2 separate regions of the Homo sapiens genome follow, and region 1 is linked to region 2. Evidence: chromatin loops called from intact Hi-C (ENCODE). Cell type or tissue: breast epithelium. All regions are shown on one strand. Links, peaks and the distances in the headings refer to the core of each region. The heading gives the core; the rest is flanking DNA.

Region 1 (5,376 bases), core at 253-5,252, 470 kb after region 2:
ACACTGCTCTAAAGAAATACCTGACACTGGGTAATTTATAAAGGAAAGAGGTTTAATTGACTCACAGTTCCACATGGCTGGGGAGGCCTCATGAGACTTACAATCATGGCAGAAAGCAAGAGAGAAGCAAAGGCATGTCTTACATGGCAGCAGGCAAGAGAGAGTGAATGAGCGAAGGAGGAAGAGGCCCTTATAAAACCATCAGATCATCTGAGAACTCACTCACTATCTCGGGAACGGTATAGGGGAACCGCTGCCATGACCCAATCACCTCCCACCAGGTCCCCCCTTCAACACATGGGAATTATGGGGATCACAATTGGAGATGAGACTTGGGTGGGAACATAGAGCCAAACTAAATCACTAAATCAGTCTCTTTCTTTCTTTTCCTTTTTTTTTTTTTTTTTTTTTTTTTGAGACGTAGTCTTGCTCTGTCACCCAGGCTGGAATGCAGTGGTGTGATCTTGGCTCACTGCAACCTCTGCCTCCTGGGTTCAAGCAATTCTGCCTCAGCCTCCCTAGTAGCTAGGATTATAGGCGCCTGCCACCATGCCTAGCTAATTTTTGTATTTTTAGTACAGATGGGGTTTCGCCACGTTGGCCAGGCTGGTCTTGAACTCCTGACCTCAGGTGATCCGCCCGCATCAGCCTCCCAAAGTGCTGGGATTACAGGCATGAGCCACTGCACCCAGCCTCTTTTCTCTTCTGTTTTCTTTCTCTCTCTTTTCTTTCTCTCTCCTTTCTTTCCTTCCTTTTTTTTCCTTCCTTCATTTTCCTTCCTTCTTTCTTTCTTTTTTGACACAGGGTCTCTCTCTGGAGTGCAGTGGTGCCATCACAGCTCCCTGCAGCCTTGACCTCCCAGGCTCAAGCAATCCTCCCACCTCAGCCTCCCAAATAGCTGGGACTACAGGCATATGCCACCATGGCCGGCTAATTTTTTTGTATTTTTTTGGTAGCGACAAAGTCTCCCTATGTTGCCCAGGTTGGTCTTGAACTCCTGGGCTCAAATGATCCTCCCACCTTGGCCTTCCAAAGTGCTGTGATTACAGGCATGAGCCACTGCACCTGGCCTTGCTGGTTCTTTAAGAGCCCCAGCTAGGACACTTGGAGACGAATGGGTCTTGCCTTTTTACCTCAGCTGGCTAACACTACAATGCCCCTTAGATTGAGAGATGTTCACTACATATTTTGAGAGACAGAAAAACCAATATTCTTTAGTTTGTTTTTTTTATTTTGGGTTTTTTGTTTTGGGCTTTTGTTTTGTTTTTTGTTTTTTTCTTGAGACGCAGTTTCGGTCTTGTCACCCAGGCTGGAGTGCAGTGGCACAATCTCGGCTCACTGCAACCTCCGCCTCCCAGGTTCAATCAATTCTCCTGCCTCAGCCTCCTGAGCAGCTGGGATTACAGGCGCCTGCCACCACGCCTGGCTAATTTTTGTATTTTTAGTAGAGGGGGTTTCGCCATGTTGGCCAGGCTGGTCTCGAATTCCTGACCTCAGGTGATGCACCTGTCTCAGTCTCCCAAACTGCTGGGATTATGGGCATGAGCCACCATGCCCAGCCTGTTTGTTTTTTGAGAGAGGGTCTCTTGTTCTGTCACCTAGGCTGGAGTGCAGTGCTGCAATCTTGGCTCGCTACAACCTCCACATCCTGGGCTCAAGCGATTCTTCCACCTCAGTCTCATAAGTAGCTGAGACTGCAGGCTCGCGCCACCATGTCTGGCTACCAGGTTCTATTTAGTTTTTTTTAAAATAAAAATCTGCATGCCTCTTTCAAATCTGTAGTGGGAATCAGACCCCGCACAGGAAATGTCCATCAACTCCAGGGGCCCGGAAATGGCACTGGCCAAAAACACACGCCTGGCAGAGCCGAGCTGGTTTCCGGAAGAATGTGTCAGCAAAGCATCCCCACTTTTCTCCAGCTTGCATTTTCTCTTCAGCTTTCTCTTACGCTTTTCCAAACCACACAGCTTCTTGGGAGGCATGTTGAAGTGTTTAAAAATGAAGCAATAAAAATAAATCACTTGTTCTCGGAAGACAGCCGGCTGGTTATTTAGCTGCATGTTTCAGCGGACTAAATGCTGACACAGGGCTGTTCCTCGGGCACCCAGGCAGCTGTGCCGCAGACAGGGTGCCTCAGAAAAGACTCTTGTCATGTCCACCAAAGGACATTCTGCTCCCTGTGGTGGCCAAAAACCCCTTCACGCTGGGGCTACACAATGTGATGTTAGCACTGTGTTTTTTTTATTCCTGGGTTATTTCCACACTCCTTTTTTTTTTCTTTTGGAGACAGTTTCGCGCTTGTTGCCCAGGCTTGAGTGCAATGGTGTGATCTCCGCTCACTGCAACCTCCGCCTCCCAGGTTCGAGTGATTCTCCTGTCTCAGCCTCCCAAGTAGCTGAGATTACAGGTGCCCATCACCACACCCAGCTAATTTTTTGTAGAGAGGAGTTTTCACCATGTTGGCCAGGCTGGCCTCGAACTCCTAACCTCAGGTGATGCACCCGCTTTGGCCTCCCAGAGTACTGGGATTACGGGCATGAGCCACCACGCCTGGCCACCACACTCCTCATAATTGTCTAATTGTCCCAGGCAGCCACCCAGCCGGCCCTGGCCCTCCCTGGTGATCTGCTGGGGCTCCTCTCACCACCCCGATGCCCTTCCCACCCTAGACCCAGCATCAGTTCCCTAAAGGGTTTCTCCAGAGTTTCAAAGAGCTGGCCATAAGCTTTGTCATGCAGACACTGAATCTAGAGGACCATTTAGGACTCATTAAAAGCTCGACCTCACTCCTTACACAAAACCCACCAGATGCATCAGAGATTTCAGTGTAAAAAAATAAAGCCATGAAGGCCGGGTGCGGTGGCTCACGCCTGTAATCCCAGCACTTTGGGAGGCCGAGGCAGGAGGATCACTTGAGTTCGAGACCAGCCTGGCCAACGCAGTGAAACCCTGTCTCTACTAAAGATACAAAAATTAGCTGGGCATCATGGCACGTGCCTGTAATCCCAGCTACTTGGGAGGCTGAGGCACGACAATCACTTGAACTCGGAGGGGAAGGTTGCAGTGAGCCGAGATGGCACCACTGCACTCCAGCCTTGAGTGAGACTCTGCCTCTAAACAAAATAAAAATAAAATTTTAAAAAGCCATGAAAGTACGAGAAAAAAAGGTAGGAGGAGAATTAAACATGCAAAAGTCGTTTCCAAGCTGATACAAAACCCAGAGGCTACTGAGAAAGAGAATACCTTTGACCTCATAAATATTACGACTTTCATTGCAGCAGGTGGGGTTGAGGGGAGGAAGTCAAAGTCAAATGAGAAAAGGCAGCTGTTTCCCATCTCACTCAGAACTCAAGCCAAAAAGCTGGTGTCCTTACCAAGACCCATAAGGCCTTGCAGGACCTGACCGGCCCCCCACACCCGCCAAGTCCCGCTGACCTCATCCCTGTATTTGTCAGAATGAACTCATTTTTGCTGACCTCATCCCTCTATTTGTCAGAATGAACTCATTTTTGCTGACCTCATCCCTGTATTTGTCAGAATGAACTCATTTTGCTGACCTCATCCCTGTATTTGTCAGAATGAACTCATTTTTGCAGTGGTGACAAATAAGCCCTGATGTCTCCAAGACACGATACACTACAGATTTACTTCTCGCTCACGCTAAGTCCAGAGCGAGCCAGGCAGCTCCCCAGAGCAGCAGCGGCTCCACGCGGTGACTCACCCATCCAGGCTGCCACAATCTTGTTTCAACAAACTCAATGCGTGGCCTCCAGCCATCATCAAGAAGCAGAAGGCAGGCCAGGCATCGCTCACCTGTTCCTCATGCCTCTGCCCAGGAGTGGCCCACGTTCCTTCCCGTCGTGGGGGCCTGGGCCAACTGCGCGGTGCCGCCTGTCTGTAGCGGGGCCGGTTATGGGGGTGGCCATGAATTATTTGGTGAATGTGCCTCCCTCTCCCGCAGCTCACTCGCCCGGCTACACTGACTCTGGTGCTTTATCTTGAACACCCTGAACTCCTGTCTCATGGCCTTTAAATTAGCTCTTCTCTCTTTCTGGAATGTTCTTCTCCAGGGAATCTGCTTGGCTGGTTCCCTTACCTCCCTCAGTGTAATTCAACAGAAAAGCATCAAAGAATGTAATTAGAACATGGGCAAGAGATATGAAATATTTTACCAAAAAGGATATACGGATGGCAAATAAGCACGTGAAAAGACGTTCAATATCGTGAGCCATTAGGGAAATTCACATTACGACTACAATAAGATATCACTGCGTTAACTATCAGAACGGCTGAAACAAAAAATGGTGGCAACACCAAATGCTAATGAGGATGCAGAGAAATAAGATCACGCACACACTGCTGGCGGGAACAGTACAGTTACTCTGGAAAACAGTCTGGCAGTTTCTTTTCTTTTTTTGAGACGGGATCCCACTTTGTTACCCAGGCTGGGGTGCAGTGGTGTGATGTCGGCTTATTGCAACCTTGACCTCCTGGGCTCAAGTGATCCTCCCACCTCAGCCTCCTAAGTAGCCGGGACCACAGGCACATGCCACCATGCCTGACTAATTTTCTGTATTTTTAGTAAAGATGGGATTTCACCATGTTGCCCAGGCTGGTCTCAAACTCCTGAGCTCATGTGACCCTCCTGCCTTGGCCTCCCAAAGTGCTGGGATTACAAGCGTGAGCCACTGCGCCAGGACAGCAGTTTCTTATCAAACAAAACACGCAACTAACTACCACATGACACGGCGGCTATTGTACTGCCTGGAAAAACGAAAGTTTACGTCCACATAAAAATCAGTACACCTGCCTCAGAAGGAGCAGGCATCAAAAAAAAATTGGGACTGGGCACAGTGGCTCATGCCTGTAATCCCAGCACTTTGGGAGGCCAAGGCAGGTGGATCACTTGAGGTCAGGAGTTCGAGACCAGCCTGGCCAACATGGCGAAACCCCGGTCTCTACTAAAAATACAAAAATTGGCTGGGCGTGGTGCTGCACACTTGTAATCCCAGCTACTCGGGTGGCTGAAGCAGGAGAATCACTTGAACCTGGAAAGCGGAGGTTGCAGTGAGCTGAGATCACGTCACTGCACTCCAGCCTGGGCAACAGAGTGATACTCTGTCTCAATAAATAAATAAATAATAAGACTGGTGGATTGTCCCAACATTGATAGCCTGGTTGTGGTAGCGAATTATAATTTTGCAAGATGTTGCCATTGGCGGAAAATGAGTAAAGGGTCAAAGGAATTTCTCAGTGTGATTTCTTGCAATTGCATGTGGATCTACAATTATCTCCATCAAAATTTTAATTAAAAAACAGACACAAGGGCTGGGCGTGGTGGCTCACACCTGTAATCCCAGCACTTTGGGAGGCTGA
Region 2 (5,376 bases), core at 176-5,175:
CTGTGCTTGCCCACTTGCCATCCTTAGCCTTGTCAGAGCCCACTTGGGCCAGCCTGGATACAGATGTCCAGCCTGTGGCAGTTGCCTCTCCCCGACTCCACCTGCCCCTCACCTCTGGGCTGGAGGAAATGTACTTAACATCCCTCAGCTCTTCCTATTACCCAAAGTGTATTAGTCCGTTTTCACACTGCTGAAAAAGACACACCCGAGACTGGGCAATTTACAAAAGAAAAAGGTTTATTGGACCTACAGTTCCACATGGCTAGGGAGGCCTCACAATCGTGATGGAAGGCAAGGAGGAGCAAGTCACATCTTATGTGGATGGCAGCAGGCAAAAAGAGCGTGTGCAGGGAAACTCCCATTTGTAAAACCATCGGTTCTTGCAAGACTCATTCACTATCACGAGAACAGTGCAGGAAAGACTCCCCCTCTCCTTAATTCAATCACCTCCCACTGGGATCCTCCCATGACACGTGGGAATTGTGAGAATTACAATTCAAGATGAGATTTGGGTGGGGACATAACCAAGCCATATCACAAAGATTCCTGGAAGACCCCACTCCAAAGTAGCAGAAGTCACATGGGACATCCTGTTTCTCTCTTGGGCCCCGGAATTGATACAGCCTGGTGTTAGCTTCTGTATGCATGGTGCAGGCGATGCAGGCACCCAGGCTGTGGTGCTGAGACGAACTGCCGGGAAAGGCGTCCACCCTGCAAGAAGAATCACAGCCATCCTTTGGTAGGCACTTCATATGTACCACCCATTGTCCTTCTTAGAAGCCTCACAAATGACCCTATCTGTTAGGAACACTGACTATACCCATTTTACAGATGAGGACATGAAGCACAGAGGAGTTAAGTCATTTGCCCAAAGTCACACAGCTAGTAAACCAATGGACGGGGACTCCAGGGAGTTTGCTTGCAGAGTCTGTGGTTGTAGTGGCCCATTCTCTTGCTGATCTAAGGACATACCTGAGACTGGGTAATTTATGAAGGAAAGAAGTTTAATTGACTCACAGTTCAGCATGGCGGGAGAGGCCTCAGGAAACTTACAATCATGGTGGAAGAGAAGAAGAACAAGGGCTGAGTGAAGGGGGAAACCCCATATATAACCATCACATCTTGCAAGAACTCACTATCATGAGAACAGGAAGAGGGAAACTGCCCCCATGAGTCAATTATCTCCACCTGGTTCCTCCACGACACATAGGGATTATGGCAACTATAATTCAAGATGAGATTTGGGTGGGGACACAGCCAACCCAAAGCAGTGGTCTTAACCATATTGGTCCTGATTGTCTGTTCAGTGTCTTCCCCCAGGGGCCACAATTCACTATTAAGATTTTTCTTTGAATTTGTGTTTTCTCAGGCAACAAAAACTATTACTGACACAGCACATTAGCCCTGATCCATGCAAAAGGGAGGGTTCATGAATTAGGAATCCAGATCCCAAAGGGAATTTGCAACTAAGGACAGAGCAAGCATGATGGGTTGGGGAGGGGACAGTTGGGTGCCCTCTCCTCAAATAAAGTCACCAATTCATGGTTTTCCCTGCTGTTGTCTGGGTATTTTATTTTCCCTTTACAATTACTTGTCTGGGCTGCAAGAGAGATCAAACATGAAGAAATAAAATCTTGCGACAGTTTGCTGAAACTACCACAAGGACAAAAACCCAAATACCGCATGTTCTCACTCATAGGTGGGAATTGAACAATGAGAACACATGGACACAGGAAGGGGAACATCACACTCTGGGGACTGTTGTGGGGTGGGGGGCGGGGGGAGGGATAGCATTAGGAGATATACCTAATGCTAAATGACGAGTTAATGGGTACAGCACACCAACATGGCACATGTATACATATGTAACAAACCTGCACGTTGTGCACATGTACCCTAAAACTTAAAGTATAATAATAATAAAATTAAAAAAAATCTTAATCCAATAATCTACCTAACTGGAGATTACCATTATTAAAATCCTGCCATATTGTTTTCAGTCTTTTTTTTTTTTTTTTGCATGTTGAATTTTCTATTTCATTTGTTTGACGACATGAATAAAAATTAATTGATTACTAAAAATGCTTTTTACTCTGGAGAGGTACAGATAAAGAAAGCAAACAAAAGGACCAAAATTGTGCTACCCAATAACCCTGCTAACATTTGAAGTATGAATAAAAGTCACACACACATAAAGTTAGAAAACAGACCACAAAAGGGGGCCACTGTGAAAGTCACCTTCCCATCAACCTAGCTCTTTCCCCCAAATTAACTTAACAGTTTCTGTGATTCTTTCCAGAAAAAAAAAATGCATCCACCTGCATTTGTGGATCTACTTATATAAACTCTTTCTTCTTTGCATCCCTTCCAGGCATTTTCTATGCACATATTTTTCACACGGCTGAGATGATGCTGCAAGTGCAGCTGTATCTTGCCCTTTTCACCTGACACTCTGTGATAAGCCTTCTGAGATTGCTTTGTAGCAGGAGCCTCCAGGGCCCTACCCTCAAGAGGCAGCTCTCTGGGCAAGCATGCCTGGTTCTCTGGCAAAAGACTACCAGGAGGAGGAAGGTTTCAATGCCAGCCTTCCAGCAGATGGAAGGGAATAGCGCATGGCTGCTGTTTGTGCATGCTTATTTTCAGATCAATCCAGCCAACATTTCTTAAGCACCTACTGTGTATGTCATCGCACAGAGACAATTTGCCTGGCTTATTTCTGCAGCATCTTTCTCTAGGAAGGTGGAAGTAATATTGTGAATAGCCTTGAGAGCATTCACATGTTAGAGTGGAACAGCCAGGAAACAGCTGTTCCAAAGGACTGCAGAGTTAATCCGAACACCTCCGCCTCCAGTAGTGGCTTCAGAGTCTGAAACCATTTTTCTCTTCGCTTCTGTGCAATGCAGCCACTGACAGCAGCAAATATGTCCCTGACAGTAGTGGGAAGAGGCTGGTAGTCGAGTGATGGTTTCAAGCAGTTTGGGGCCAGGTGGGGAAATGGCACAGAGGACAGGGAGGCAGTGGAAGGCCCCCCTGCAGCTGTTGGGAGCCCCAGGCCAGGTCAGCAGGCACAGCATTTGTCAAGGCAGCCCATGACATTGAGGTTGGGCTGCAGAACCGGGTTCCTGGACCTGAAACCAGAGATATATCCCCAGTGCTGTGGGTCTCCACATGGCCAGTCTGGACATGGGGCTTCAGCAAAGCTAGAGTGAACATCTCATGGCTCATCAGAGCCTACAGATGTGGGTAGCAGAGCACAGCAGCTGCACACAGGCTCAGGTCAGTTAGATCTGGAATTTCTCTTCCTGGAACAGGGGCTTGGCAAGGATGCATAACCACCATGGGTCTCAGCATCCTCATCTGTGAAATGAGCACAGCAATACCCTCTTCCTTGGTAGGTTAAAGTACACACACAGTCAACAAATGGTGACCAATACTATAGTATACAGCATTGTTCGGCCTCTCAGCAGATTGTATTAGTTTCCTGGGACTCCCATAGCAGTACTCCCATTGTGCGTATGTTATACCTTTTATAGTTGTTCCACAGTTCTTGGATATTCTATTGTGTTTTCCTGAGTCTTTGTTCTCTTTCTTTTTTAGTTCTGGAGGTTTCTATTGATATAGCCTCCAGTTCAGAGATTCTTTGTTCAGCCCTATCCAAGCTAACTGATAAGCCCAACAAAGTCAGTCTTCATTTTTGTTAGTGCTGTTGTTTGCCTGCATTTCCTTTTTGGTTTTTCTCAGGGTTTCTGTCTCTGGTTACATTGCCCACCTATTCTTGCATGCTGACTACTTTATCCATTAGAACCCTTAGCATTAACCCACCCCTTAATTTGCATGTAATTGAAAGTGGGTTTACATGAGTATAAATAGAGTTGCCAACAGCCCATACGTTGCTGACTCTAGGTGCACTGCCTATGAGTTAGCCCTGTTCTGCAAGGAGCAGCTCTGTTTCAATAAAAGATTGCTGTCTAACACTGCTGGCTTCCCCTTGAATTATTTCCTGGATGAAGCCAAGGACCCTCCTGGGCTAAGCCCCAATTTTGGGGTGTGCCTCTCCTACATCAGAACTACCATATGATCCAGCAATTCCACTTCTAGGTATACACTCTAAAGAACTGAAAGCAGGGTTTTGAAGAGGTATTTGTACACCCATGTTTCTAGAAGCATTATTCACAATAGTTAAGAGGTGGAAACAACCAAAGTGTCCATCAACAGATGAACGGATAAGCAAAATATGGTGTATACATTACAGTCGATTATGATTCAGCCTTAAAAAAGGAAAGCCTGACACATGCTAAAACACAGATGAACCTTGAGGACATGATGCTGAGTGAAATAAGCCAGGCACAAAAGGACGACTATTGTAAGAGTCCACTGATATGAGGTACCTATAGCAGTCAGACTCATAGAAACAAAGTAGAATAGTGGTCACCAGGGCCTGGGAGAGGGGAATGGGAAGTCAGTGTTTAATGAGGATAGAGTTCCAGTTTCATAAGATGAAAGTGGTATAGAGATGGATGGTGGTGATGGTTATACAACATTATGAATATATTTAATGCTACTGAACTGTACAATTAAAAATAACTAAGATGTTAAATTTTATGTTACATATATTTTACCCCAGTAAAAAAAAAAATAGATAAGATGAAAAAGTGAAAGAGAAAAAAAAACATTCTCAGAATTGAGGGAATTTGTTGCCAGTAGACTTGGCTGGCAAAAAATGTTAAAAAGAAAATTTCTTTAGAGAAAACAATATAGGTAAGAAACTCAGATCTGCATAAAGAAAGGAAGTGCATTAAAGAAAGGAAAAGTGAAGGTAAAATAAAAACTTTTATTTTTCTTATTCTTGATTGACCTGACAGACAGCAGTTGGTTCAACATAATAATAGCAATGATGTATTCAGTTACATAAGCTTATGTAGTGTCTTATATATATATTGTGCTTATGTATGCTGATCTATAAGTGAACTGAATTGCAGCAATTGTAATGGAATCCAGGTTTGACTGTTTGCTGCCTGAAAGCCAGCCACTAGAGACAAGGGTTGGTAGGAAGAAAAGCAGGTTTATTTGGAAAGTCAGTCAAACCAAGAGGATGGCAAACTAGCATTCTAAAGTACCATTTTCAGTTTTTCAGGCTGGCCAGAGGGTTTTTATGGGTGAGGGGATATGGGGAGGCTACGTGCAGTGGTTGGGATCAAGAGGTGACCGAGGACCACAAACATTTGGGTGCCAGTGAGGGGTCGAGGAGGTTGGGAACTTTTCTGTCCTTGGTTAGGTCACAATGCTTCTGTAAATCTCCAACAAAACAGACTTAGTTGTTTACAAACTTCCCCTTTGATATGGTTTGGCTGTGTCCCCACCCAAATCTCATCTTGA

The links. Hi-C counts contacts between places; a loop is a spot of excess contacts. Peaks named below come from ENCODE experiments on the same cell type or tissue, not always from the same donor. Only the 100,000 strongest peaks of a DNase experiment are listed, where the experiment ranks them.
Region 1: it touches region 2 in a loop (7-fold over the local background); 1 of 110 quality-filtered maps calls a loop at or near these places.

Annotation. Positions count from the first base shown.
Region 1 is chr17:77,232,187-77,237,562 of GRCh38, reverse strand. No RefSeq gene overlaps it. Among named protein-coding and RNA genes, the nearest start is that of LACAT1, 19 kb to the left of the region's middle. RefSeq lists enhancers at 1,722-2,016, 3,141-4,340. In breast epithelium, for the core only: no CTCF peak of the experiment used is centred there; no DNase peak of the experiment used is centred there; H3K4me3 peaks cover 843 bases; H3K27ac peaks cover 1,469 bases.
Region 2 is chr17:77,702,368-77,707,743 of GRCh38, reverse strand. No RefSeq gene overlaps it. Among named protein-coding and RNA genes, the nearest start is that of LINC01987, 24 kb to the left of the region's middle. In breast epithelium, for the core only: no CTCF peak of the experiment used is centred there; no DNase peak of the experiment used is centred there.